Linked DNA regions of Mus musculus: region 2 is linked to region 1. Evidence: chromatin loops called from intact Hi-C (ENCODE). Cell type or tissue: left cerebral cortex. All regions are shown on one strand. Links, peaks and the distances in the headings refer to the core of each region. The heading gives the core; the rest is flanking DNA. Region 1 overlaps Tmem178b (transmembrane protein 178B). Region 2 holds the start of Tmem178b (transmembrane protein 178B).

Region 1 (15,173 bases), core at 4,698-12,697:
TTAAGAAACAAAGGCCCCAGAATCCCCAGTATTGACAAAATAGAGCCTCACGTCATTCCTGAAAGACACCAAGAATCTCACAACGCCCTCCTAGTATGATGCATTAATGGAAGATATAAGGAGAGGTGGTGTTATAGGGGAATTGGGCACTAGAGCACTTCCAACATCTGAAGCTCTTAATAAAACGAACATGACTTCCTTTAAAAAATAAAGCCATTACAGCAGGTCTCCTCAAATGGTGATCTCATGGCAAACTATAAATCTTAACTCAACCCCGGGCTACACAACGACTATTTTAAGGAGGCTAAGTCCAAAGTACAGAATCTACAAGCTTATGGCACTGTTTACGGTGAACAGCATTGAACATACACTAGGTTTGAAAATGGAGTTCTGTGAGCATTCAGTAGAACGGGAATAATCTCTGGTTAGCAGGCCTTCCTAGGAAAAGCAGGCTGGCTGTTGGCATTGCTCACACTGTTCTCTGGTAGTTCCTGAAAGCACCTGAGATATGGAGGAGAAACCCATAACCCATCTATTAAAAGCCCAGCTGCCAGCATAAAAGACAGCTGACAACAATGGAGCTCATAGCCACATATGCTCACCTGTCCATCTCCAGTTTTCAGAAGAGAGAAAGAGGGTCACAACATTGTAAAGCACATATGGGTATTTCTGCACTCTCCTCTCTCCTTTCACTACCATCCCTCACCCCAACCTGCAACCTGCCTTTCCACCTCTAGCCCCTAAACCCCACCTTCATATGTGACCTTACATGGCACAGTGAGCGTTAGCTAGAAAGCAAAGGCTAATAATGGTTGAGTTACACATTGTCTGTGTCTGTTTTGTCCTGCTATAATAAAGCAGGTAGGTAGGTAGGTAGGTAGGGAGAGAGAGAGAGAGAGAGAGAGAGAGAGAGAGAGAGAGAGAGAGAGAGAGAGAGAGAGAGAGAGATAAACAGATACATGGACAGACAGATACATAGACAGAATAAACAAAACCGAAAACATAAACAGGTGGTTTTGAGGCTATGAACTCTAAAGCCAAGGGGCTATCATGTGTAAGAGCTTTATGCCCACGGAAAAAGGGGAAGACAGAAGTCATGGAAGAGAGGGTTGGATATGACTGTCTCTAAGGACTTGCTCCTGAGATAATAACATTAACACATTCATAAGGACAAAACTCTCATGACCTAAACAGCTCTGAAAAGTCCACATCCCAACATTTCCTCATCAGGGATCAAGATTCCAATACAGAAACTTTGGGGGACCCATACAAACTGTAACATTCACCTCATATCTTTTACTTCTCTGAAAGAGTTTAGAATGCATCATGTATTTGTCAAAATCTATAGAATGTCTGTAATAGTCAGGGTTCTCTAGAATCACAGAACTTATGGGTAGTCTCTATAGAGTAAAGGAATTTATTGATGACTTACAGTCTGCAGTCCAACTCCCAACAACGAATGGTCTGCAGCAGCTGTGAATGGAAGTCCAAGGATCTAGCAGTTACTCAGTCCCACATGGCAAGCAGGCGAAGGAGAGAGTAAATCTTCCTTCTTTCAATGTCCTTATGTAGGTCTACAGCAGAGGGTGTGGCCCAGATTAAAGGTTTGTGCCACCACACCTTTAATCCCAGAGGACCTTGAATTTGGAGATCTCCTTGTCTTAATTTTCTGGAATTCATAGCCACTATGCCTCGAGATCTCCATACCAAGATCCAGGTCAGAAACTTCTATCTCCCAGCCTCCAGATAAGGGTCACTGGTGAGCCTTCCAATTCTGGATTGTAGTTCATTCCAAATATAGTCAAGTTGACAACCAGGAATAGCCACTAAATGTCCAACACCAAGAGTGAGCCACATTGTAAACGCTGAAGTTTGAGTGCTAAGTAGATGCCAATGACACATTTTAGCAAACGTACTTCTGAGGTAAGGCATGTTAGTAGTAGGGGAGGCACAGGGGATATACAGGAGCCCTATACATTTTCTATTCAGTTTTGCTGTGAACCTAATACTTCTCTAAAAAAGAAAATAATAATAAGGTTCGTGGCCTGAGGAGCTGAGTCAGTAGGTAAAGTGCTTGCTGCACACAGGACCAAGTTCATCTCTAAGGTAAAAGCTGGCTATGCCTTTTCCCCAGGAAGCTCTCGGATCAGCCATGCAAGGAGCTTTTCACTGTTCCACAGAGTGCCACTGGACAGAGCTACTTCAGACCTGTAGTCCGTGGGTTTAGTTTGTCTGTAAAGGCTGGGTGGTCAATTTTTAAGCTTGGAGGCCCAAACCATTTCTGTTATCCCCAGTTGACTATGCTATTGTAGTGTGCCAACAGCCATGAGCTATATAGAAATGAATGGGTATGGCTGTGTCCTGACTCAACTGTTTACATAAACAGCATGTGGTTCGTGGGCCACATTTGCAAAGCTCTGCTTTAGAGACAGTATTCCTAATTTAAAGACAATCAATTCCCAGTAGGCCTGAATTACTGCAAAGCATCTGCTCATGCGTACTGCAAACAATAGGCAGAACCTGAGCAGGTAACATACCCTGCACATGCCTGGGCCTCTAGCCATCCAAATACATCTGGAATATTATCATGACTGATAAAATACACAGTCATTTTCAAACCCTACGGCATTACAAGGAGCATTAGTCACTGTTTGTTAGTCTTAAGAAATGAAGCATGGATTTTTGTCTCTTTTCTTATGCTTCTCTAGTACAGGTAATGAATGTTTGATTTAGGGAACATAAGAAAGCAAGATTATAAATGAAAAAGAAAGCAAATTATCTGAGTTTCTACTCAAAAGACTGTTAGCCACTGTATTGATATGCAAATGTAAGTATAGGGTTCCTTTGTTCACTGCTATAGACTTAGTACCCAGAACACGGATGAATGCATTCAAGACAAATTCAGCAAATGAAAAACAAAAACAAAAAAACAAAACTGGGTACTACAAAAATAGGAGTGTTCACAGATGGACTTCAAGCACAGCACAGTACTAAACTTTCTGACTGCACTGGCAATGTCAGGGTTGTCTGAGCTTCTGCCGACAGTGTCCTTGGGTTAGCAAAGGTGTCTGCAACATAAAAAGAAGAATTCCTTGGTCATCCTCAGGACAAGCCTATAAGGCAATGGGTTTATCTACAACTGAGTTCCCAGAGAGGCTAACATTATTTTCCTGGGCAGTCTTCCATGACTAATCAAAGGCATGTACCTGCATCTAAACCATTCCAGGTAGAAAAGCTGCCTGGCTTTTTCACAGCTCCCAGGGGAGAGATAGAGAAAGGAATTTCTGATGTGGTTTGTCAGAGTCTGAGACTATGGGCTCATCATGAGTAAAAAGATCCCTGTGGGCTTCCCAGGACAAGAAGGTTGGTTTCACCTTCTTTGGGTCCTGTTGGTTCAGTAGGCTTGAGTATGACACTAACAAACTCAGACCAGAAGCCCAGACTCCACAGGGACCAGCAAGCAGAGAATGCCCCTGTTAGCTGCCCAAGGGCTAAACACCAAACCCTGCCTCCAGGTCACCTGGGATAATGGGAAGATGAGCAAAGCCTTTTCCATGGTTCTAGAGATGCCCTTTCTGTGGGTAGATGACAACAGATGACAGACAGAAATGACAGCTCTCATTACAAGAAGGAGTTAACACAGAAATACTGGGGACATCTCATCTTCGAGATGCTTGTCTAACACAGAGGTGGTGGAACCACTTGAGATTTATAGAGCCCATTTAGAGTTTTCTCAGGCATTTTACCTGCATCTGTTCAATAAGAATGCAAGTTTGGCTTTCTTTCCTCAAACTCATAATACAGTAGAGGCAAATCAGTGTCTTTAATTGCTAGGTGCAAAGGGCTTTCTGATGCCTAATGAAATCTTGAGGAAAGCAGTCTCCTCAGAAACAGTTCTATTTATAGATCCTACACATGCCTGGCCTCCTTCTCTTGTTTCTGTGAGCATAGATAGGAGGGAGGCAAGGATTCTTTTTTTTTTCCTTGCTTCTGAGAGAATGGCCATCTGTCCCTCACACTTGCCGTTCTCCACCTGGCATGCTAATCCTAATTGTGACATCCTAATCATTTCCCAGAGCAACCACTATGCTGTCACAAAGAGCACATTATGACTTCAACGGGAGGGAGGATCGCCTAAAAGGTAATAGTTGGAAACAAAAGGCCTGTTTTTATGCAGAACGCATAGCTCTGAAGAATCTGCTGAGACAGCTGACAAAAATGTAATCTATAGTAAACAGATTTATGGCTAAAACAAGATGTGTGCACACACCAAAAAAAGTAGCAAATGATTCTTGAAAGTGATGATCTATTCTGATTTAAAACCATGATGAGGAAATCCCCTAAAATCAAACTGACGCATCCCTCAAAACTGGGAGCCAACCTGTGCCTTAAATGAGACACAGCTGTCAAGAGCGATCCTGAAGACAGTCTATGTCTCACACATCATCAAATCTGAAACTCAGCTTCTGTGGTCCCCTCCAGCTACACCTTGAATATGGCTTGTTGCACCCACATAGCATGTTGGTCTTCTGTCCCCACTGTGAGGGATTAAGAGGACGAGCCATGTGAATATGGTGTTCAGCAATGAGACCTTTGGAATGTGGTTATGACTAGATGAAGTCACAACTGGGGCAGATGCCTCATAATTGACTGTTGCTGTTGATCTGAAAAGAGAGGCAAAAAGTCACACAGAAAGAAGTATGCACACTGTCTCTCACCTTGTGGTGTCCAGCACCACTCCACACCACTGCCAACAACACAGCCATCACCAGAAGTAGCCACTCAACTCCAAACAGGATTGTGAACAAAATAAACCTCTTTCCTTTATAAGTCACCAGCTCTGTGGTATCATGTTATCATCACACCTCTCCAGCCCACTGTGCTCACTGGCAGAGGAATTATCCCCTCTCTCTTCAAAGCAGCCAATCTCAGTTGTTCTCACCTGAAAACCTTCTATGTCCCTCCCTCAAACTCGCCATGTTAGCTCTGTCAAAAACTCTAGGTGACCCAAGTCTATCTAAATCCTACACTTCTTACCTTCTGTCTAACATCGCCTGACTCAAGCCATGACATTGCGCAATCTGGAATATTTACATACTCTCCTGTCACTTATACACACAAGAACTTACAAGAGATGTGACAGCATCCAGAAAATATGCACAGGTTTGTAGTGAGAATTTCTGTTTCTTTAAAACCACATCCCACATATAGGAATATATTTTTCTTGTGTGGGATATGGGGCTGCTTTAGATGTCCACAGCAACAGACTATGATTCGTCCTATGCTCTGGCAGGCACGTGATTCTGCCAGCTATAGATAGTTTCTGCAAGTATATGGTGTTTGGACTTCTGGGGACTCTTGAGAAGGTATAAAATGCTGGACCCCTAACCCCCACTCCTACTCAGAGGGGCTGCAGGGGCTGCTGTTCCTCCTGTTGCTGGTTGGAAATATCCTGACAATGAAGGTCAAACTTTCCCCCAAGGAACTTGACTCCCCTAGTCACCAATAAGCTGTCTAATGAGATTGATGTCCCCTTCCTCCTCTAAACTTCTTTCTCTCCTACCTAGTGTTGGGGGATTGGAAGGGAGAAGAGTAGAGAAGGGTGGTAGAAAAGGGAACACATGAAGTAGCCAAAAGTCCAACTATCCAGGTCCATACCAGACAGAATCCCAGTACTGAGAGGAGGGAGCAGATACAAAGCCCAACCTCTAACCAAGAAGTTATTTGTAACGGATACCTGCTGGAAAGAAAGAGCCAGTCTTCTCCAAAGGATTGCCGCTGGGTAAATCGACCACATTCCAAAGCAGGCCCTAGAGTTTTGGCCAATACAAAACATAGTCCATGTTTTTATACTGTGCAGTTTTGTCCTGTTTTAGCATTTTTTTTTTTTTACTTATTGGGTTTCTGTTTTAATTTTCTTGGAGGCATTGGCCTTTTGTTAAAGAGAGAGTATGAAGTTAGGTGGGTAGGGAATTTGAGGGAATCTGGGAGGAATTGGAAGAGAAGAAAAATATTATCAAATATATTTTAAAACCTTCAATTAAAAGTAAAATCTACTGTCCCTCCGTCCAAGTTTGCCTTGCCTTCCCAGGCCAGGGTTCTATTTAAACATGCTGTTCTTCTGGATAATATCTTCCATAGCTTTTCTGCTCCCAGGAACCAAGCACACAAATTATCTTATTCCTTCTGTCATCGCCCAGTAACGTCCCTCATCCTGTCTGCTTCAACTGACCCTAGGCATCTCTCTCTCTCTCTCTCTCTCTCTCTCTCTCTCTCTCTCTCACACACACACACACATACACACACACACACGCACGCCTTTGCCTTTGCCGGTTCTCCCAGTTGGAATTCTTGTCTTCTGACTCTCCCCTGGATGGCTCTCTCCTGCCCTCTTCACTGAGCATGATCCTGAACATCTCTTCTTACAAATGTTATTCCTACCTATCCCTATAGTTCATGTTTTAACTTTTTACCTTGTCATCTTTCCTACTTAGCACACTTATCAAAACCCAACAATGCTTGTTCCTTTATTTATATAGTTGCTTTGTGGATCTTCTGTCATAATAGAATTTGGATTTGCCGGAATGAGTAACTACTATCACATCTAGCCCAGTATACAACACTCAAAGAACATTTGTTGACTATGTGACCACTGAGAGTACAGTGACCAATACTCCAGCTATTAATTACCAGGAAATAGCAAAAATAGCTGGGAAAAATGAAAAGTGCTAAAAATTATTTGAATAATTAATAATGCAGCCATTAAAAACGTGCTATGGGGAGCAGGAAGAAGACTCAGGAGAGAGCTTGCCTCACAAGTGTGAAGACTAATTTTGATCCCTCAAACCCATGGGAGTATGCACTCATTGTCCCAGAACAGGGGCAACAGAGGCAGGAGGATCCTGGATCTTGTTGGCTGTTAGGAGCGGGTGTGGCGGCAGTCCCAAAGGCGCCAGGGACTGTAGCTAAGTCGTATGACTTGCACCTGACTTCCTCATATAAGCCACAAACATCTTGAGAGCTGCGCAGGTGCACCAGGATACCGGTGAATCCAGTTTGATGGAGATATGCCCCTGCTGCCCTGCTTAACTGAAGCTGCGTGCCTGGTGAGGCGGCGTGGCCTGCTGTGCGTGGATGAGAGTATAAAAGGAATGAGAGGCCCAGGGTTCGGGGGAGATATAAACAAGAAGAATCAGGACTGAATAAACTGTTGTTAGAAGGACTGGTGGTCGTGTCGTTCTTGCTGGTCGAGAGCAGACGCGACAGTTGGCCAGTCAGGTCAATTGAAAAATCCTATCTCAAAAGACATTTCTGAAGATAATATACAGGCTCTCCTCTGGCCTATATACACACACATGTAAAACAAACAAACAAAAGACCAGTACTCCAGCTATTAATTACCAGGAAATACCAAAAATAGTTGGGAAAAATGTAAACTGCTTGAACAAATAAAACTGCATAAATAAAAACTATGCAGCCTTAAAATAATGTATAATTTACTTGATTTTGTGAAAGGATGATCATAATTCAAACAAGAAGGTTGAAAAAGCTATATGTGTGGCGTTATCTCAATATGAAATGTTGCATGCTTCTATGGATGCATCTCCTATGTTACCCACAGAACTTCCTGTTGCTAGTCATATCTTGTGAATGGTCTGAGGCTGTGAGGAGAGAGATGAGAAGACAGATCGTTCAGTCTTGGTAGCAGGACTTTTCAAAGATGCTAGTGTCCTTTATTCCTGCTGCATTAGTATTGCCTACCACAAGTGACTTTTAAACAGCGGTTCTTGGAGGGCTCTCTCTTTAACATTTACCAGTGGTTAGCTACCCGCAGAGAGCCTGACTAAACTTAACACCCCATAAAAAGCAGCATTCAGACCCGCTGCACTTCAACCTTCCAGAAGCTATTTGGCAGCTTGCTCTTCAGAATTCCAAATGAAGACTTACCTCCTCCCTCAACAAGGGGTGGGGCTGGGAAAGATATGGCAAAATACAAGTGAGAATTTTTAAAACTCGACACCAGAAAAAGGGGAAAAGCCAGAAGACTAATCTACTATTCAAATTTTCTTAGCTCAGACCGAAAAGTGCTGTGAGGGGGTGGGGGGCAATGTTCTATGGAGAATAGGGGCAAGGGATGTCTTCACACACAACAGCCTCATCTTCTTACCACCTGACACACACTCCACACCCTCAATGGCTGAGGGACTGATTGATGATTGATTTTTGCACACTGAGGAGAAAGTGTCACATGTCATGTGCAAGTGTTTCACCAGTGAGTGGCACCCCGAATCCTCACCAGGCTACTCTACCTTAGTTGTAGGCCCTGATCCAGGCAGATTGAGATAATTGTTTGCCAAATACCTCCTACACTGTGTCGCTCTGAGCCCTGTTCTCATTATGTCTCTGCCTTTAATGTTCCTACTCAACTAGGCTTGCTGGAATCTTCTGCCTCCATAAAATAGTCATATTCATATTCTCTCTCTCTCTCTCTCTCTCTCTCTCTCTCTCTCTCTCTCTCTCTCTCTCTCTCCCTCCCTCCCTCCCTCCCTCCCTCCCTCTCTCATTGTGTGTGTGTGTGTGTATACCATGTGTGTGCACATACCATGTGCACATGTAGAGGCTAAAGGAAGACATCAGTATCCTCCTCTAACACTTTTCCCTTGAGTCAGAAAACCTGGAGTTCCCCAGTTTTCACCTGTGCTGGCTTCAATACCCCTGTCTCCCCTACAATACCCTATACCCCCACACTCCCAACACATGTGCTGGCAGTCATTCCTGGGTTTTACAGAATTAAAAGTCAGGTCCTTGGGCTTGGACAATGAGTATTTTTACCCCTTGAGTCACGTCCCCAGCACTCAACAGTTTTTTGACCCTAGGCTCCCAAACTGTGTTCTCATAGCAGCTTCAATGGATACTGAAAACATGTTCCTTGGCATAGCTGTTTGTCATTCTTATCGTTATTAATAACAACATAAACAACAGATGACATTTATTGAGCTTCAGTGACAAAGCAGGTAGAGAAACACACAAAGGGAACAGTCTGGCCCTGCGACCTGCATCATTTCAGATGCCCAGCCAGTCTGGAAGCTTCTAAATTGATTTCCACCAGCTGTTTCCCAACACAAAACAGAACACTGTGTACAAATGAAAAGTTCCTGGATACATGCTGGTCATGAGGAGGATGAGCATGGGGTGCTGTGATCAGGGGAGGCACTTCTCCCTCTGTTCACATCTGTGACCCCTGCTTCCTGCAGTTGCCCAGGAATGAGACTGTTTCCCAGGGTATCTCCAACCCCGGCTGCACATAAGCATTGCCCAGGAAGAATTTTCATTTTTAAAATGCTGGAGGAGTAGACCAGAAACCCAAGGATAAAGCTGTGGAACTGGTATCTTTTTTAAGTGTTGATTTTAAAAGAGGTTCTACAAGAAAGCCTGGGCTGAAAACCAGATGCTTGTGGGCAAAGCATCTTTAGGAATCTAGTCTCTTTCACCTGGACGCAATGACTAGTACTGTGGGTGGGCACGCAGCTCACCCACCAAAAGTCACTTGTTGGCACTTGTGTGCACAGTGCTGATATAAGAAGAGATGTCCACACCATGATGGGCAGGCTGCTTTGAAAGTCTATCAGCATCTTGGAAGCATGTGCCTACTTTCACAGGATGTTAAACCACTAAAGGATCACCACTCATGATGGCAATGCTGATGGCCACTGGAGCATCTTTGATGGTTGGGAGTTCACCAGGGCTGTGCATTTGGCCTTAGCTGCCAGATGTTGATGCTTGGAAGGGAAACAAGATGCAAGTGTATGGGACAAAGCCCCAACAAGAGCCTTGAATAAGGTGTTTTCTCAATCAGAGCAGACGCAGATGGGTTAGGACAGGAAGTAGTTTGGAAAGCATCGTCATCTTTGGAAGACTTTCCCATGGAGGTAGCAAGTCAGGGTCCAACTGACCTCTGGGGTGCTAAGGCTTAGAGACTGAGAGAAGCCATTAACTCATTGCCAAGACTTCCAGACTACTTACTAGCTGTGTACCAAGAGCACATTATTTTACCTTTCCACATTTAAGTTTCCTTCTTGTTTTAAATACAATGAAATGGTTCACTAGGATCAACAAATCTCTTAATTTTTGTGATATGTCCTAAGCTGCCTGCTTTCCTGATGATCAACTACATCAATCATATTTTGCAGAATTTGACAGTTCTTTCTAACCATCCCAGTTATGTTTTTCCTCAATTGCTTAAAAATTGGTAAAATTTTTCATTTAGGGCAGAAGTATCTCAGTTTCAAGCTTATATCTATGGTAAACATTTCTGTCACATATGGTTCAAAAAATGTCTTTAATGGCATTAAGAAAGCAGGGAAAACACATATTTATTTATCACTTCTCTAAAAGTTGAATTGTAGCCGTTTAGCAATATTTAACAGTGCTATTCTGGGAAGATATGGTGGAGCTGTTGTGTTGCTCTCTGAAGAGTAACACAGTATAAGATCAAGATGAGCTGCAAACCAGACAGGCTGGAAAATCTCTAGGCCCCTCTCTAGGCTCCTGAAGTGAAGTGCAGGGTTAGCCATCAAACTCCCAAGCAACTTAGCCCAAGTTTGAAGAAAGGATGTCATGCCTCACATATCTGTATTTCTCATTAAGCAGAAAGTCTGTCCTAAATGTGGGTGAAATTTTTGAACATTAAATGAATCACCCCCCCAAATGACTAATGAAGAAAAACTTAGAATTTAGAGTCTACATATTTAGGTTTTCCTACTCTAAATGAACTCAAAGTAACTTAAATATGTGCACAGCCAAGCCTCTTAGTATCACAACACCAAATTATTAATTTTCTATTTCTAATCACACCCTCAGAATGAGCTATAAGATGGATACCAGCCATCATCACCGTATGTTCAAAGATTCAATGTTTAGGAAACTTGTGCCATGGGGACTGCCATGTTGTAAGTCCAAGGAATTATTATTAGATGGATGACCTGATGAATTAGGTAGGTGCATGGATGGGTGGTGGAAACGTGGATGGGTCATTACATATCACCCCAGCACGGACACCTTACAATCATAACACAGTATCTCAAAATAAATCTTGTTCAATAAGAGATAATTAAAGTAAGTCTGAAGCACCTTTCTCCAAACCCACTTTCTTCTTTAAAGTCAAAAAATCTAATAAAATAAAAAATAAATAACCATTAGGTGTAGATAATACTGCTGACATTTGTCTTAGAGATGTTCACAAACATCCAGCTTCGGCAACCCTACGCAGCCGTCAGAGACACCGTTTTTCAGTTGCACTATATTCAGCAAATGCAACCCTGATATTTCATCACTAATCCTATATTGTTGGCAGATCCAGACAAACTTTGGTCTTATCCAGACTCTGGTAAAATGTTCTGTTTTAACTCAACTTGAATCATATCTTGGAATGGAGTAACTCTGAGGACTGGATTGTGCCTCCGGAGTTTCCAGTTTTGTATCTGCCTTGTTGCAGCCCATCTTCCTTACTCCCTGCAAACTCTTCATCTTGGCATTGATCGTTCCTGGAAAGGCATCCCAGGAGCTCAGCTCTAGGAATTAAGGTCATCTTGGCATCCAAAGTCCTCCCTGTGTTAGCCAGGCACCAGGAGTCTTCTTCCAGTTCTGGTGACCTCACTTCCTAGGTTAAGTTGCTCATAACTAATTAAAGAACCAGCTTAAGTCCGTGTCCTTGATCCCAGGTCAGTCAGAAAAAAGCCTGTCACTCTGCCCTTCTCATTGACATTCCCTCTCCTAGGCGAACAGAGCAGAAGCAGTAGCATTATCTCCACCTAGGGCTTTCTCTGCTCCAGCATGAAACCCATCCATCTCTTCTTACCCCCTCCTCCTAAGAAGCCACACTCCTACTCTCCCCATAAGATGAATGTGGTAGTCCCTCCCTATGACATTTTCAGTGATAACTGTGAAACTTCCAAACACAGTGGTAACTCTCAGTACTACCAAGAATCAAGGAGATGAGAGCTTCTGCCTTGGCCACAGATAGCTTAAGTAAGAGCTGCTAAGAACCAGTGTCTGTCAGCACTTCTTATTCTTCCACGATGCATACACAGAACAGGGAAGCTGCAATCTTATTGCCTATAGCTCTCAAGTTAAAGAAGGAAACGGAGCTATTTGGATTTAACAGTCTTTTGTTTGTTTGTTTGTTTGTTTTTGTTTTTTCAAGACAGGGTTTCTCTGTGTAGCTCTGGCTGTCCTGGAACTCACTTTGTAGACCAGGCTGGCCTCGAACTCAGAAATTCGCCTGCCTCTGCCTCCCGAGTGCAGATCTTCCCTCACCTATCTACAATAAAGAATAATAAGCAACATCAAAGATAAAATGGAGGGATAGTGGCCAACACACCTGGCCACAGTTTCCCCATACTGTTACTGTTGCTTGAATACAGTAAGAGTACTCTCCAGAGCTGGGTTGTAAACCTCCAAACTAGGATGTCACTGACAATTAGAAAAACCACTTTCAAAAATAAGATGGCACAGAATTAATGTCATCAACTGGTTTTATAAACAGATTAACTTTAATGATTTTTGAGACACAAAGGAAATGGCCATCTGTAAGGAGCTGGAGGACAAAAGAGATGATTATTAGTTTGTTGAGATTTACTCAATACCACCCGAAAGACAAACACCTAACTCTGAACTTCATGAGTCTGAACAGTGCTTGTGCCCTTAGCACTTAACAGGCACTCAATAAATGTTTGTAAATTATAGTATGTTTGTATGTATGTATGTATTTATGTATGTACAAACGTATGTATGAATGTATGGGCAGGTGTAGGGAAAGTTCCATTGTATATTGTGCTGATGTGCTCACGCAGTGTATACACGTAACAACCCTAATGGAGCCCATTCTCCAGGTGCTCCATGAACTGGAAATATTCCCTGTATTAATTGCTTTTCTCCTGGCTATGACCAAATGCCTGGAGGAAGCAACGTCAATGAGAAAGAGTTTATTTTTGCATGACAGTAAGAAGTGATATCATTTATCACGTGATGGAAAGGATAGCAATAGGAGGGCACTGGTCATACCATATCCATAGTCAGGGAGCAGAGGGCAGAAAAGAAGTGGTGTCTGGCTCTTCAACCTCAAGGCCTACCCCCAGGGATCCATCTCTTCCAGGTAGATTCCATCTCCTAAAGGTTTCTTTTCCTTCCAAAGGAGCACTATCATCCGGGGAGCAGGCATCCATACAAATGAGCCTTCCAGGGTGGTGGTTGCAGGGGAGGCACATTTCACATTAGAACCACCACACTTTCCCAGACCTTCTACTCTGATTTTCTCTGGATCATCAATCAATTCTCAATGATAATCAGGCTGTCAAGATCTAAATATCTTTCAAGCATTACCACAAGGAGTAGATATGAATCTAGCCTCAAAATGTATATGTTATTGATAAATTATTACAACAGAATGCTTTTTTGATGTGTATGGTTAATACCAATTTCTCCCTCAGGGGAAAAAAAAAAGGTAGTGAACCATGAAATCAAGTTTCTGGATTTGCCAAGCTGAGAACCAGGCCCAGCCTCAGCAGCCAGGCAGTTTCTCTATTATCCTCTCACGTAAGAGTCAGCAGGTCCAACGTGTGCTTAAATTAGGTGTACTGTCTGCCGCCTAACTGCGCTGCTATCTCTGGCCTTCTGAATTTCAAACATGAGACCTCAAGAATATTCAGCTGTGGGCATTACTCTCCCAGCTCATCAGAGAACAAGAGCAGAAAATACATCCTTAAAAACAAGGATCATATTAGTATGTCTCAGATGTCAATCATCTACAATCAAGTTCAAAGATAATAAACACAACAGCTTTTAATGAGTAAAATTTTGTTTTTACATGCATATGGTAAGTCGGGAGGGTTGAATAGGTTAATAAATAATTTGTAGAGGGAAAAAAATGGGTATTTTAAAAATAGGTTCCCTTGATTAAACTAGAAGTCCCAGGCAACCTTAAATATTCTGCATATTGTTGCCAGGTGACTCGTATATAGTGAGTCTTGTGCTAGACAATGGGGGACCCAAGAAGAAAAATGAGCAGCTTTGCCCTTCAAGAAGTATATGGCTATGACCCATGAAAATGGAAAACTTTCTAAATCCAATGTAAACCTGAAATAGCAATCAGAGAAAACACTGTGAGAGACATCAACTTCAAAGAAGTAATTTAATACAAAGGTGGAGTTTCGGGACTCAGATGAAAATGCTGGATCCCTATGACGTGAATATTTATAGAAATGTTCAAGGGGAATGTAGCTCCTGATGCGGATTTTGAAGACGAGGCTAAATTCTGGATGTAGGCAGAGGAGAATGAGAAGGCAGCAAAAGTTCATGTTTATAGTCAGTTCTATACGCGTGCCACTTTGACTGGAGGCATAGATTCATGTTAGCCTGGATTTGTAATTCTTTAAAGACAGGCTTGGATCTTGGAGGCTGCAGACTGCTGACAAAGGGAAGAATGTGCACAGAGAGTCTGGTGAAGGAAAGGTGTTTCCAAAAGATCAGTCTGATAGAGCTGCACAGAACTGAGAAGTTGACTCAAACCTGGTGACAAGATCAGCTCACGGGCTATAGCAAAACCTCAGGTGTGAACAGATGGAGACAGGTGAGGGACATGGGGACAAGTGGGAGAGGCATTTAAGCAAAAACAAGAATTCTAGCCTGGGCGACTAATGAGATACATGCCAAAATACAACCAAGTGGAAAAGGAGCCTTAGTGCTCAAGGCTGACCATTTAGAATGAGACTAGGCTATGGATAGAAAGTGATTGATAATGTTAGGTAGACTGGATCTGTGATGCTGTGTACCTGGACAGATTCAACCACAAAGCAGTAATTCTGTAGTCTGTTGGACTTTCTTGATACTAGAACACAGGCTGAGACTACCTCAGTGGAACGGACAGCACGGGCATTTGGGTGAAGGACATATCAGAGGGAGCGCAGAACTGAAGCACAGCATAAGGACATTAAAAAGTGGGGAGCAGATGGAAGAGAGTGGAGAACCATGAGTGGAGATGGAGCAGTCATTGAGGGGGAAGGAAAGACATGATCAAAGGAAGCATCAAGCATTGCTAAGCAGATGATCTGAACATAGATCCTCAAGAAAAAGAATCCTGAGCCAACGGGTTCCCCGGAGTGTTTTATCTATCTCAG
Region 2 (15,173 bases), core at 2,344-10,343, 230 kb after region 1:
AAAATTCACCGTTCTGGGATAAATGCTGGTTAATTCTAGAAATTGCTTTCTATGGGTTATTAGAATTGCCTCCAGAATCTATTTATATGAAATGAGCTTGTTTCCAACATGTGGCTGCTGCTGCTGGGAAAGGGGAGCTCTGTGTTACGAAGATGGTGTTATGAGGTTAAAAAATGAAGATGGTGACCTTAGGTCTCTCGGGATTTGTAAAGCCAGCATGCCATCTATCTCAATAATGCCTAACAGGAATGCCAAAAGGACAGAAACGGCCATGGTGAGCGAGTGCTTGCAGCTGACAGTGATTGCTGTATTTGAGGTGATGAGGGACAGCATTTCCATTAGTTCAAGTGAAATACAATGCCCTGCCAACTCTGGGTATCATTGTATTCAATCCCCCTGCTGTGCGTGTCCATTTTCTGTTGCTGCAATTAAAAATCAGTCGATATAAAGTCAAAATGTTGTTCATCCCTTCCCCTGTCACTCTGTTTCCAGCTTCACCGGAAGAACATGTCACTATGGTAACCAGTCCCTCTGCTGCACAGACCAAGTCAACCTCTCTAGTCAGATTGCCAGGCAGACAAGATGGAATCAGAGGCCTGACTGGAGACACCAGAAGCTACCAATCCCATTTTCCTCTTTCTCTAAGTGGGGTAAACCAATACCAGATATAGAAAACCTGCCTTGTTCTAGAAGGTTCAAGAAAGGAAATTTAATAATGTCCTTCAACAATTCTTGTCAGAGCTCACCAGTCATTATTAGCAGTTCTCCCCAATGGTTCAGCTAGCTACCTATCATTTCCATTTTAAAGAAAACAGAAAACAGATAAAATAAAACCATCAATCTGAAAATGTTTACGAAGTCCCCCTTGTGGAAAAATAATTCTGCTTCCTCTTGTTTTCCTGATTCTCAGTCAAGCGGCATAACCCTATACATTCTTACAAAGTTGCGGAGTTCCACCTAGGTCAAGCCACACTAATAAAAGCCTCACCCAGAAGCAGGTGGGATGTCTGTCAGCATCAACATGTCCCTGCTTAAAACTGGCATCCCTGGTCATTCCCAAGAAGCTATGCAATAAAGGCCAAGATGGACACTCACTCTTTCTCTTTCCAATGGCTCTTCCTCCCCTCCTAACTGTGAAATGGCCTCCTGAACCATACCCACTAACCATTCTTACATAGCTGGTTGTTGCTGCTGTTGTGTGTGCGTGTGTTTTCAAATTAACAATTTCTTCCGAACAACCTCAACACTTTTATAAATCAAAGTACATCAGTTCTCTCAGATATCATTTTAAAACATCAGTAAACTTCATGGCGATATGAGACATTAAGAGTCACTTTATGTCTTGGCTTCAAAGCACATTTGCAAATATTAGCACAGTTGTCAACCACTCACTGGTTGAAGAGAGTGACACATGAGGAGAGAAGCAAGGTCTAAAATCTACACATCTTCCCAGAGTGCAGCCATCATAGAGGGGTATCCTCAGAAGACATTAAAGCGCTTCACATCAAACAGTATTTCAGTAGACTGATGAGACAGGTTGTTTTCAAGCATATAAACCATATAGGATTTACAAATTGTATCACATAAGCAGACTTTTCAATGCATGTGATCATATTCAAATATCAAGTGGTATTAGCAGATATTTGCTTGTTTTCTGTTTTATGCACCTTGAGTGTTTTATATAAACCTGAAAATGGTCATTTCTTTCCTTCTGATAGTCCCACTTTTGTGTTACTTTTTTGTGCGTATTAGACTGCTGGTATTCACTGCTCACCGTCACTATGTCAACCACTGCTCCAGAAGATGAAATAAAGGACTGTAATGGAATGCTGCTGGCTACCTGCTTTGGGCTCCTACAAAGCAGAGGCTGTAATGTATTGGTGTTTATATGACCAATAGCTACACCATGACTTCTAACAGTGCCTTACTAACTAAATGTTTCTGGTGTGCATAGTGTCTCCTGCAGAGGACATCCCCCATCCCCAGTTTCCTTTGATCGAATTAGTTCAACATCTAAAAACAGGGATTAAAATTTGGAGCCAGTTAGCCCTGACACGTCTAGGGTTTCCTCTAGAAACACAACATTGGAGATTCCCTTCCTTCCCAGAGGTTGATGAAGCCATTATCTTGGATTTAAAAAAACAAAACCCTGGCCTAGGAGAATGCATACGAATCCCGACCCATAAGAGCAAGACAGCAGGTGAGCCAACAGAGTGAAGCCTTTACCACAATCAGCTATGGAGAGGCAAGTTCTGCCCACGCCAAGGTTCAGCCAGGCCTGCCTAACTGGACCACTCAGAAACCAGGAGATGCCATAGCCTGTGGCCACCAGGAGAAGCAAGGGGCTGCAGGGCCTACCTAGAGTGCCTGGCTCTCTGCAGCGCCACGCCTCGCGCCTCGAGCTTACCTTTCCGTATGAGGGCGGCGATCTCCGGGTCGAAGCCCTGCCGGTGGCACTTCCTCCAGAGGCCCATGTTGGTGGAGTTGTATTGACGGCTGCACTCGTCCGCGGGGCTCATAGCGAACAGCTGCCGGCGATTCCGGGCCCGGAGGAGTTTGCCCTCCCAGCGGTCCAGGCGCGAGCGGCTGGCGCGCAGAGGCAAGTTGTTGTTGTTGTTGTAAATGAAGCCGGGGTCGACCCGGCGGGTGTTGAAGGCCTTGCACCTGTCCCTGTGCTTCCTGGCGTCCGTCTCGTACCAATGGTCGGAGCAGATGGCCACAGCCAACATGCCGAGGGCGCAGAGCGCTAGCGAAAGCCCCGTATAGAGCAGTAACCTTCCGGCAGCCATGCCTCCGCTTGGCGGCTACACCATGGGCATGATCCGCCGCAGCCTCGCCTTCCCTCCGCGCGCCCGGAACAAAGCGGCGGGCGGCCGAGCTAGGGGTGGATACGGGAGGGGATCTGCGCCGCGGCGCCCCCCTCGGCCCCCACCTGCGGGTACGCGGCTGGGGGACTGCGGGAGTAGAGGCGGGCAGCCTAAAAAGTTCTGATCGGGAGAGGCTCCCGCAGGGTCCTGAGCATCCTCCGGGCAGGTGCAGCCTCCTCTCGCGGTGGTGAACTCAGCACGGCCACTTCCCACCGTTCAGGGGGCAACAGTCCTAACCCTCCGTCCGCCTCTGCACGCCGCCCAGCAATCACAAACTAAACACCAAGTGCTCTCGACCACGGCGAGGCTTGCTGGGTTTCTCTGTGCAGCTTGCTGACCGGAGTGACAGTCCTGGCTTCCTGGGAATGAATGATAGGGAGGGAGATCTGAGGACGCGACACTTCGCCGAAGGACGGATCGCGCTCACGGCCGGTTGCCCGGAGTAGGGAGTGCAGCCTGGATCTCTTTCTCTGGGACTCTCCTCCCCTTTTCGGTCTGCAGCCGAAGGCCGGGGACGCGTGCCCAGAACTGTTCTTTTCCAGGTTGGGTCTTTTCAAAGCCTGAGTCCTCTGATCACCACTAGGTCCTTGACTCCTGCCGACCCCACGGGTGCTCTCAGAAGCGAGCTGCCCGCAGACGCATGGTCTCTACCAGCCTTTGCCCGCGAGCTCCCGGATGGCCTGCCTCTGGCCTCCCCATTAAGACAGCTCCGCTTTTGGACAGCGGGGACACTCGGGCGGCGTTACGCGACTGTTCAGGGCCCGGGGTTTGCAGAGACTGGGCGGCAGCTGACGGGCGTTAGGGACGGACTGCACAGAGGAGGGCGCACCCGGAGCGCTCGGAGCTCCTTCAACACCATGGACAGGTCGCTCAGGGGTGGCGAGCTGCCCGCCCAGCCGCCAGCCTCCCCGGTGTCATGCGGCTCTCTCCAGCGCCTTCTTCTTCCTGGAGTGTGTGCACCCGGCCCTCTCCAATATCCCTTCTGCTCCACTTCACCTGGCCTTCCGCAGCCCCGCGTGCGAGATGCCCAGGTGCTGAGAAAATGCTGCGAGCACGAAGAAAACCCGGAGCCCGGCTGCTCGAAGCAACCCGCCCCCTTCGCCACCTGAGCCCAAGCACTCCAGCACCGCTTGCTCTAACCAGCTGGGGTCAGCCGCTCTCAGATTGCACCATTTTCTTCTCAGCCCACCCGGGTGCCGAGACTAGGGATCCCTCGGCCTCGTGTGGAATATCCCGTCCCGGCCTCAGCGTCCCGCGATCCGGCTCCCCGCACTGGGGTGAATGGGGCGGGGGATAGAGGGGTGGGGGAGCCTGGGCGCCTCGGCTTCACCTCCCTACCTCCTCGAGCTGCAGAGGCTTCCGGGCCTCTCAGGCTCAGGCGACGCCCGAGAGGAGCGAGAGCCCAAGCTGCACCCCAGGGGCTCCAGAAATCGCATTGCCCGGGTGTGGGCGCCCGAGAAAGCCGCTGTCACTCGCTCGGCCTCCAGGCGCTGCAGCCTTGGCTAAAACCCACAGCCGAGAACACGGAGCGCGCAGCCAAAAGCTAGTGATGTCATCCGTGCAACGTGAGCCTCATCTCTTATTTTTCTAGCCTTCTTAAAGTTAAACCACACCATTTTCCAGGCACGAAATGTCTGAGCCTTGTTCTTTGGCCAGGCAAGTCAATGGTGTCTAGGTAGGTATGGGCTCCACCACATCCATATTAATGCACATATACATATATGTAGCATGTTTACGTGTATTATTATAAATTTAGTGTTGGTGCCTACGTCTCCCGTTTCTCTTTTGACCGTGGAAAAGTCCCTTAAATTCGCCACAGTTCTTTAAAGAAGAAAATGCTTAGAGAACGGTCTTTAACCGGCTCTGGGAGAACCCCTGCACCTCGGTTTCCGCCTCTAGTGTCTCCTATTCGTTTGATCTTTGTTTTTCCCCAGAAAGCTATAAGCACTACCTTGCTAGCTACTGGCGTTTCTACCTGGAACTGAGCAGAGAGCAGCCGTGAGCCAGCGGCCGACACCCCAACACATACACACACACACACACACACACACACACACACACACACACACACCTGTCCTTACTCTTCGGCAAGAAAAGGGGACAACTAACTGATCCGTTCAAGACCAGAAGAGAGCCGCTGTGGGGTGAGAGGGCAGTTGATTTTGGAGGAGAGGAAGTTATAGGCAACCTCGGTATAGGGTTTGTCGTGATTTCCCTATGACCGCTGGATTTAGCCTCCGCAGGGCCTCTTTGAGGTGGGACCGAGACTCCAGACCTTGAAGAGGTGGGCCCCAGCTAGAGGATCCATCCCCACCCTACCCCGCCCCCTGCTTCTCTCACGTGAAGCAGAGCCGCAAAGCTGGGAGCCTCCCATCCAGCTTCACATACTAGGGGTTTCATTCTAAAGCTCACCCTTCGGTTTTCACCCTCTCTCCAAAGTCGGGGTTCCCCACTGAGGGATAAAGAGCTGCCCTGGGGAAAAGAGAGTGCCCTAGGGACCCAGCTTTGCACAGCAGGACTTGTGAGTCGAAAGGAACGCACCTCCACCATATTCTTTTTGTCTTTTTTTTTTTTTTTCCTCCCTGCATTTTGAAAATCGCGAACAAGGCGTTTCAGTGCCATCTAGTGGGGGAGGGGCGTGCCTTGTTTTTCAGTCTTGAATTCTATAAGGGGATTTACTTCGTGAAGAGAAGTCATTAGGATTACCTACTTGGTTCTTAGATGATGCTCGGCTGGTCTAGAAGTTACAGGCACCTGCTAGTCCACATCATCCTCAGAGGTCCCTGGGATGCCCTGATAAAGCTGAGCGACTTTGGCCAGGGTGTCTTCTCCTTATCTTTTTCTCAATTCTATTTGTGTCCTTGAAAATAGGGATACATTTGGCATACATGCAAACACTACTAAAGCTATTTCTACCCCTAAAGCTAAGTGGGAGTGCTTTTCACCTAGTAGGGTACCTGCATATGACAATAGAAGGGAAACTGAACTGACAAGGTCAGTGGGAAGTCAAAGCAAGATTATCTCTACAGCTTGGGTCTCTTGGTTCCCTCTCGGGTCTTTAAGCCAGCTCAAGGATCACTGGCAGTGCCCAGGCAGAAAAGCACGCATGCTCCTCTTTCAGCACCCCTCCCCCACAACCCACCCACAATCCACTCTTGCTCCCCTCTTGGTCAACTCTTTAACTTTTTCCACGGCCTTTGGCCTACTTTCAAAGATTTGCCTGCTATCCTGTGGCCCTCAGTGCTGTCCTAGGCCCAGCTTAGGAAGGGAGCCAATGTGGGGTACTGCCCTCCTCTTTCCTGGATATCACTAATATACCATTTTGAAGTTGTTGTCCTTGGTGAAAACCCAAAAATCCTACAAAAGATGTTTGTTGGTTGGTACCCTCCTTTTAAGTGTGATTGTTTTGAGCCACCATATATCATATTGGAGATGATACTGATGCTTAGGGCTAAGAAGCTGATCACCTAGACAGCATTGCTTCTTGTGTTGATGTTGCTGTTGTCGTCCTAGTTGTTATCTTTGTGTGTGTGCTTGACTGGGAGCCAAACTGTTGTGCAGTCTAGGAAGGTATTCCACCTCCCCTGTCTTCATGTTCCATTGTGGTGGAAGAGACACCATGACCTAGGCAACTCTTAATAAGAGAAAGTGATTTGGGACATGCTTAACAGTTTCATGGGTTTAGTCCATTATCACAATAGAGCTCTGCATTCGGAACCATAGGCAGCAGGAAGACAGAGCCATTGGACTGGCTTGGGCTTTTGAAACCTCAAAACCAGCCCCTAGTGACACACTTCCATGAACTCCTACAAAGCCACACCTCCTAATCTCTCTCAAGTAGTGCCACTCCCTAATGACTAAGCATTCAAATATGTGAATCTATGGGTCCATTCTTATTCAATCCACCACATCCAAGTCACACACACACACACACACACACACACACACACACACACACACATCTTTTTTTCAAGTTTATTTTTTGAGACAATCTGTCATTAAATTGCATGGGCTGGCCTGGAACTTACAGTCCTCCTGCCATAACCTAACAGGTGGTGGGATTACAGGTGTGGGCTACCACACCCAACTATGATCTACTCTTTTTAAGTGCAGGATCTAGCCTCAAATTTCTCTTCCCTGTTAGCTACAGCATCACTCTTTTGTGTGTTTCTTCCTGCTCATAATAATACTGCCCTGAAGTCAGAATTGACTCCAGAGTCAAACATAAAATGATGTGTGATTCTTGAGAAAGTATCCCAGAAAGTGAATGACCAGCGTCTGCTCACACACCTGACATGATGGAAAAGGCAAATCTCGGCGCGAGCAGCCTGCTCCATGACTGGATGGTTACAGTTCTTCTTTATACTGAACCCTACCCTAGATCCCTATGTTCCAGACATTGGCTCTTACTCTTTTTTTGCCTTCGGGAGACCCAGGGGTGGTATCTAACCCATCTCTCACATAGACATCCTTCTCATAGTTGATATCAGCCATCACGAAGCCACTTGATCTCCATAGAGATGGAGCTCACACAGTACCCATTTACCCATTCTTTCCCTGGGCTGCAGCAACGGCCAGGTACACCTATTAAGGAAATCTGGCATTCTGTCATGGTTTTTCATGAGCAATGTCAAATTCTACTGCACCCCCACTTCTCCTCAGAGGAGCCCACAAGTCAACTTCCTCTCATGCCTTATGCTCTTACAAACTGATCATCAGTTTGCAATATTCACAATTTTTAAATTAAGAAGTCTATCTACTCAGACACACCTTTGATTGAAGCAATCTTCGTATTCTGCCAGCTTTCTCTATGTAATCAACAGAGGCTGAGATATCGTCAGATGTATCTTCATTTCCTGGAACACAGCCCACCCAGAGCAGACAGGCGCCCTCTTATACTTGTTTCACACCTGTTCTGACTAGTTTTTATGTCAACTTGACACAATCAAGGGTAACTTGGGAGGAGAGAATCTTAAGACAATGTCTCCATAGGATTGGTCTGTAGGAAAGGCTGTGGGACATTTTCTTGATTGATGTGGGAGAGCCGAACACATTACATTGTGAGTGGTACTACCCCTGGGCAGGTGATTCTGAGTGCTGTAAGAAAGAAGGATGAGCAAGCTAGAAACGATCATTCCACCACGGCCTCAGCTTCAGTTCCTGCCAGGAATCCACCCACCCACCCCGCACCCCCAGGCATGGGATGTGACCTGGGAGCTGTAAGATGAAATAAAACCTTTCCTCCCCAAGTTGCTTTTGGTCACAATGTTTATCACAGCAATAGAAAGATAACTCAGACAACTCCTTCCACGCTGGCTTCAGCTGCCATATTTATTCTACCCACATACCTAGTTCCATCTGCAAATTCTCTCTTTCATGTTGTCAGTTGGAAGCAAAACAAAAGTTGGTAAATATGTATCAGTATTCATCCATGGAAAGACAGTGTGTGTGTGTGTGTGTGTGTGTGTGTGTGTGTGTCCATCTCTGGCTGTCCTGGAACTCTCTCTCTAAACCAGATTGCTCTCAAACTCCTAAAGATCCACTGCCTCTGCCCTCCATGTGGGGGAGTTAAAGGTATACTTCTGTTTTCATAATTAGCTTTGTACAATTTGGACACTATGTGTAACCCCAAAATGATTTTTCACTTTGTCCCTTCCAAATCAGTTTGCCAAGGCTGAGGAATGTGCATATCATGCTTGGACAGGCACTCATCCTCAGGAAGACTTCTCTCTAAGTCTCAGCTCATCACAGAGGCATCCTGGTTTGTATCACTTCCTTCTTTTCCTCTTCCTTGGGGTCATGACAGGAACATAGACATGTATTTCTCATCCAAGTCCTCTCTTAGCTCTGTTTTTTTTTTTTTATTTTCCCTCTATTACACCACCACACAATCTTTTCAAGTTATCCTTTATTCAAAACTCTGCAGCAGTCACACCTTGACTTTATGAGAAAGCCCAGGTCCCTGCAAGACCTTACAAGAGGTTCCTGCCTTTTTTCTAAAGGGATTTCCAGTCTCTCTTAGATGCGCCTTCTATACATGTTCCCAAATGCCTCACATCGTTCCCCCTGCCCATAAATATTTAACTGCTCTGCTTTTTAAATTTCTTACAATTACAGGTGTCTCATATCAATAGGCCAGATAAATACCATTTGATCATCTCACTAGAAGCTGGGGGGAAAAAAGGCAACCAATTAAGCCCAACAAAGTTGCTTGATGTGTAAACGTTCTCTCCTTTAACTAGGAATATTTTAAAGTGAATAAGATCATCTCCTGAAATAAAGAAATGTTTCAAGTTAGTAGGAATAAAACAAATAGCACAACAGCCAAATGGGCAGAATTTATAAAGAGAAAAATCACAGAAGTCATTCAAGTGGAAAATTAACATATGAAAAAACCCAACCTTATTGGTAATCTGAAGAATGCAATTTTTAAAATACTGATTTGAACCATCAGACTGGGGGAGGAATGGACAAGTCTGTGAAGTGTCGGTGGCTGGGATATTAGGAAATACTGTCAGGCGCTTCTGGTAGGGGGATAAACTGATGCATCCACTTGGGAAGGCAGCTGGCAGTAGCTGCTAAGATGAAAGAGACACGTTGCTTATGGCCCAGCAGAGGTGCAGAAACACTTGCACAAAGGCTAAAGGCGCCTTTATGTGCTCCTAGTCTGCCTTTCCTAGGGCTCCTGTCACTGTGAACTATGTATCTTAAAACACCTAATAGTTGTTATAACACAGTTCTGGAAGCTCAGGTCCAAACTCAAGGTGTCAGAAGAGAAACCTCCTTGTCTAGCTAGCTTCCCTGGAATGCTAACAAATGCCAGGGTAGAACTTCAATCCATCGAACCAAGAGTTTGACTGTGCTGCTCTCACTTAAGACGACCTTGAACTTGCTTGATAGGTCATGCTACCTTCCATACTTTCAATCCTCCTGCCTCGGCCTTCTGGGTGCCAAGCCTACAGGTGTGTGCTACCTGTATTGACTCAATAGATCATTTGAAAGACACCATTCAAGAAATAAACTCATGCTTCTTTATTTGTGAAAAATGGAAGAATAATTGAAAGCCCAAGCAACCAAGCAGTAAAGCAGCCATGCAGAAAGCCACTCTCACCCTAGACTAATGCAGTAAGCCATGCTTACTCCTTACACTCAGACAGCATGAAAATGTACAATCGGCAGCTCATATGCTCTGTCTAAACTTCGAGAAGTTATAATGACAGATTGTTAATAGAAACTGTGTTCTAAGAAATACCTTTATGACAAAATTTGATGTTCATATATTTGCTATATTTATGTTGACAAGCTCAACAAAATTATTGTTTTTTATATGTTAATGTGCCAGTATTGTTCAAAATTAATACAGATATTCACCATTTATATTTCATAAGACTCATTTTTTTCAGTGCTAAGGATAAAAGCCAAAATCTTATACATGTTAAGGAGAAAAGTACTCTACTGCCACCCCCAGCCTTTGTATGTGTGCATGCAAGTGTGTGTGTGTGTGTGTGTGTGTGTGTGTGTGTGTGTGTATGCATATGTGGGGTTGGGGGATGTGAGTGTATGTGTGGGTGTATGTGGTTTGGCGTGTGTGTAACCTTGGGTGTCAGTCCTCACCTTCTGCCTTGAGACCAGATCTCATCACTGATGCTTGCACCATGCTAACTGGCCCTTGAGCTTCTGGGAACTCCTCTGCCTCTCACTTCTCTGTAGAAAAAAACGGGATTACAGATGCTTCTGTGTGGCTTCAGGGGATCTGAACTCAGTCCTCGTGCTTGCTCACTGAGTCATCTCCCCAGACTGCCTAGTTTGGTTTTGTGATCATTATTATCATATACATAGATGTGTATGGTTTTCAAGGAGGGAGCCTTATTGCATATTGTCATAGCATTATTGAGATTATCCGGGGATCCATCCCATAATCAGCCTCCAAACGCTGACACCATTGCATACACTAGCAAGATTTTGCTGAAAGGACCCAGATATAGCTGTCTCTTGTGAGACTATGCCGGGGCCTAGCAAACACAGAAGTGGATGATCACAGTCAGCTATTGGATGGATCAAAGGGCCCCCAATGGAGGAGCTAGAGAAAGTAACCAAGGAGCTAAAGGGATCTGCAACCCTATAGGTGGAACAACAATATAAACTACCCAGTACTCCCCAGAGCTCATGTCTCTAGCTGCATATGTATCAGAAGATGGCTTAGTCAGCCATCAGTGGAAAGAGAGGCCCATTGGTCATGCAAACTTTATCTGCCTCAGTACAGGGGAACGCCAGGGCCAAGAAGTGTGAGTGGGTGGGTGGGGGAGCGTGTAGGGGACTTTTGGGATAGCATTGGAAATGTAAATCAAATAAATACCTAATAAAAAAAGAAATTAAAAAAAAAGAAGACAATTTTGTGGAGTCTGTTCTCTCGTCCATCTATATGTAATTCTGGGAATAGAACTCAGGTTGTTGGACTTATACAATAAGCACTTTACCTCCTGGGCCATCTCACTGGCCCCTAACTTTGTTGGGGTTTTTTGTTTGTATGTTTTTCTCCTACTATATCTTGGGTTGGCTTTGAACTTACTATGTAGCCCAGGCTAGGCTCAAATTCTTGCCTCCACAGCAGCATAGATGGCTGTCTTACTTCATTTTGCAGAAATTTCAGACAGGAGTAGTAACACTTGCATTGGAAGTATCAGTGGAATTTTTAATATTTATCTATGAGGTTTTATATATCAAACATTGCAGCTATCACATATGAAAAGTGATTGATGTATAAATTCTATATGCTTTTATCATATGTCATTATCACATAGATTGTTATTTGACAATCTCCTGAAATAATAGCTAGACCCATGCAGTATTTCTGAAGTTCTTTCAATGCTAGAGACAAAGAAAACAAAAAATCAGAGTATATTGCTTTATTTGTTCAAATAGCTTTACAATCAAGACCATTGTCTTTACCAGTATTGACTGGGAAAAGATTTCTATAAATATTACCTTGCAATTTTGATCTTCTTCTTTAAAGTCAGGAAAGTGAGTTAATCTTTGGTGTGTGCGTGTGCATTCTCCTTGCTCTGCTTTCTGGGCAGCTGAGACTAGAGAAGACACTGTGATGCCAGCCACCTCCATGCCAACTCTATCTCCTTACTCTCTTTCCTCTTTTTATAGTTCTTACTAGTTTATTTCTATTTCACAAAAGCATTTGAAAACGTAAGGCATCTTGAAATCCTCTTAATGTTTTTATTTATGTTATTAATAGCAAGTAACAGCTCCTCTGGAAGAATCACAGGTCGCACAAATTGTGCGTCAGCTTCATTTCCCACTGAAATCTGCACTTTGTTATGTATTTAGGCATCTTCTATCATTCCATTCAGCTCTCCTAATACAACTTGTATCTTTTCTAAAATGATGATGAAAATTTAGGCATCTTCTATTATTCCATTTAGATTTCCTAATACAACTCGTATCTTTTCTAAATCAATGGCTTTAGCAGCATTTATTTAATCAGTATTTCTGTCACTGTCTTAATGTAACTACAGTTTTTTTTTCCTTAAATGAGTTCTTCTATAGAGAGATTTGAGATTAAAAACCTTTTAGTTTCTCTGAAGAATACTATGGATACTGGCTTAAGTTGAGACTACATCTCCATAACACATCCAAACTATGTGTCATGCATATTGTTAGCATGGTTTTGAAGTCTAAGCAAAAATTCAGGCTGGGTCTAAAAAACTTTTAGGTAAGAAGATGAATTGCCTAGCATTACTAAACATAGGTTACACTGTCCAACTGTTACAAAATACCATAGTAATGGTAGCTAAAATTCCTTCCCAGGGGATGACATAAATGCTTCTACCCTTCTCTCCCCCCCCCCCCAAATAAAAAGACAGATTCCAGCAACTTCACTCTGAAACTGCAGAAACTTGTTGGGCAGAGGTGAAGAGTTACTTAGAGGGATTTGGGTGCTCCTCACCCCCAATAGGCTGTACCTGAAAAGCCTTTACCCAGCAGGGATAAGGTCCCCCCCCCTTAGAAATGGAACCCCTTCCCAGAGGTTCTGGATTCTAGAGTCTAGAATCTAGACCATTCCCCATATCTATACAATTAAGGCAGGATTGCATACAACAGGTAGGGAGCAGTTAGATACACTGGAGAGAATCTCATGTCCTTATGGCCTCTTCAGTTCTGGTGGTGAGGGGGTGTAAATGTCAACAAATCCAGCTAGGGTGACCTTTTGTCAGGGAGCCAAGCTGAATGACCCAAGATGGCAGTTGCCTAGCTCAGAGTCACTCAATACAGAATGTTGAATTGGTGCACAATAGCAAAGGAGGGACGGGTGTTCATGAGTTATGGAAAATAATAGTTCTTATTCAAAAATCTACATGCAAACTATCTAGGAGGCAAGGCTGACAAACTGATCTGTCTTCTCCTGTACGGGAGTGTTTCTGCTCCTCGGATCCTCTTGGTGCTCTGAAACACAGACAGTCCCCAACGTAGATACAACACAACCTTGAGGAAATAACCTTGTTTTAAGGACACAAAACAGGAAGTACTACAAAGTGGTTTTCTGGAGCCTATACTATATTAACCAAGGGCCACAAGGAATCTGCAGACATACTTCTCCAATAATTATTTAGTGTGTTTGTGATATTTGGGGCCCTCTAAAAATCATAAGACAGAGGCCCTCTTGCTGGGATGACTTACCTGGAGAAGCAAAAACAAAAGAAGAATTCCTGAGCCCAGGGACCATGTTCACTAAGAGGAAGCTGAAACCACAGTGTGGCCAAGGCTGAAGCCCTGAGGAGCGTGCAACTGCTGATGCTAGGATGCAGGGAATTGGGGAGGAAAACCCTGGTTCTTCTCTTCTGCTCACCATCTCTTGCTAGGCTTGCTTACGGGTTGCCTACTAAACCTGGGAGCCTTGGGACATAAACCCTACAGCATTCAGTCCCCTGAAGAAGGGCAGAATAGGAAAACAAGGAACAACTCTGAGGGCAAGCAAGCCAGGATGGGTTGGCTCAGAGAGGAAACCTAAAAACATTCCAAATTAAGAACAAAAAATAAGAACAAGACAAATCTACTGGCTAATGATTAGAAATCAAGAATATTACAGGAAGCAGACATAAGAATTATAGAATGAAAATCGTGACTGAAAAGAACGGAACAATAGCACTAATAAGATTCAGTAAGGTGGCTTAGTACAAAAAGATGCAAATACCACTACTTTCCAATATGATAGTAATCGTTAGAAAATCTACTAGAGAGTTCTTCATTCACAATGGCGATAATATGCTTAATAATAATCATTACAAAGAAAGACAAGTGCATGGAGAAACCAACAAAACTTCATTAAGAAATATAAATGACTTAGAAGACAAAGTAAAAAGTTTATCACATTTCTGAATGAACCAACTTAGTACTATTTAATGTTAGAGAACCCTGCTATTAAGGTCACAGCCCACCATGTTGGGATAGCTGTCTGCACTCAACATAAAATGGGGGGCTCCCTTTCTCATCAGGGCCTCTCTTTCTCTTCCTGGCCTTGGTTGGAGTGTTTCTGAGCCTATTCGGAGTATGTCCCTGAGCAGAGCTCTCTGCACACAACCTCATTCTAGCTTCCCGTATGATAATTATGCTGTGTTATGACCAATCAGTCCTTTCCACCCATACCTCTACAAGCCCTTTTATACCCTACCCCTGGACAATAAAATAGAGCTGTCTTGACTTTGCAGCGTTGGGCTGGGGAGATGGTCCAGTCAGTACAGTGCTTGCATTGCAAGCATGCATGAGAACCTGAGTTTGAGCCCCAGCATCCAGGTTAAAATGAAGGGGATTGTGGAACACATTTGTAATCCCAGAACTGGGGAGGCAGAGAGGAGAGGATCCGTTGGACTCACGGCCAGCCAGTCTAGCCTAATTGATGACCTCCAGGTCAATGAGAGACCCCGTCTCCAAAGCTACAGTGTTTCTGAGGCTGTTCTCTCCCTCCATATGCATGTGCACATGCACACATGCACGCAGGTAAATAGAAATAAAAATGGCAAAGGACTACAACGTTCTCTATAGATTTACACTCTTCCAGTTGAAAGCCCAGAGTTTATTTGAAGCATTAAGGAGGTCGACCTGGAAAATATATCAATGAAAACAGCTAATTTATGAAGAAATCATTTATATTTACACATTTAAGTATTTCTAAAAGACACAATATTTTAAATAGCTTGTTACCTACCTCTAAGGCCCTATACTTCCTCCACAAAAAAAAATATTTTTTATAAATAAAAAAAAATAAGAAACTCAACTTATTCATTCCATAAAAAAAAC

What was found. A loop is a pair of places that touch in the nucleus more often than their neighbours do. Peaks named below come from ENCODE experiments on the same cell type or tissue, not always from the same donor. Only the 100,000 strongest peaks of a DNase experiment are listed, where the experiment ranks them.
Region 2: it touches region 1 in a loop (2.4-fold over the local background); 3 of 42 quality-filtered maps call a loop at or near these places.

What each region holds. Positions count from the first base shown.
Region 1 is chr6:40,091,892-40,107,064 of GRCm38, reverse strand. The region is part of intron 2 of Tmem178b (transmembrane protein 178B); the gene reads right to left. Among named protein-coding and RNA genes, the nearest start is that of Agk, 230 kb to the left of the region's middle. In left cerebral cortex, for the core only: no CTCF peak of the experiment used is centred there; DNase peaks (open chromatin) are centred at 5,141, 7,957, 8,328 and 9,521.
Region 2 is chr6:39,860,687-39,875,859 of GRCm38, reverse strand. It overlaps Tmem178b (transmembrane protein 178B), which reads right to left and starts at 4,424. Exons shown (of 4, transcript NM_001360978.1): 1 at 2,408-4,424. The coding sequence starts at 2,789. In left cerebral cortex, for the core only: CTCF peaks have their summits at 4,341 and 5,485 (motif pointing left); DNase peaks (open chromatin) are centred at 3,945, 4,397, 5,258, 5,460 and 5 more places; H3K4me3 peaks cover 3,360 bases; H3K27ac peaks cover 3,611 bases.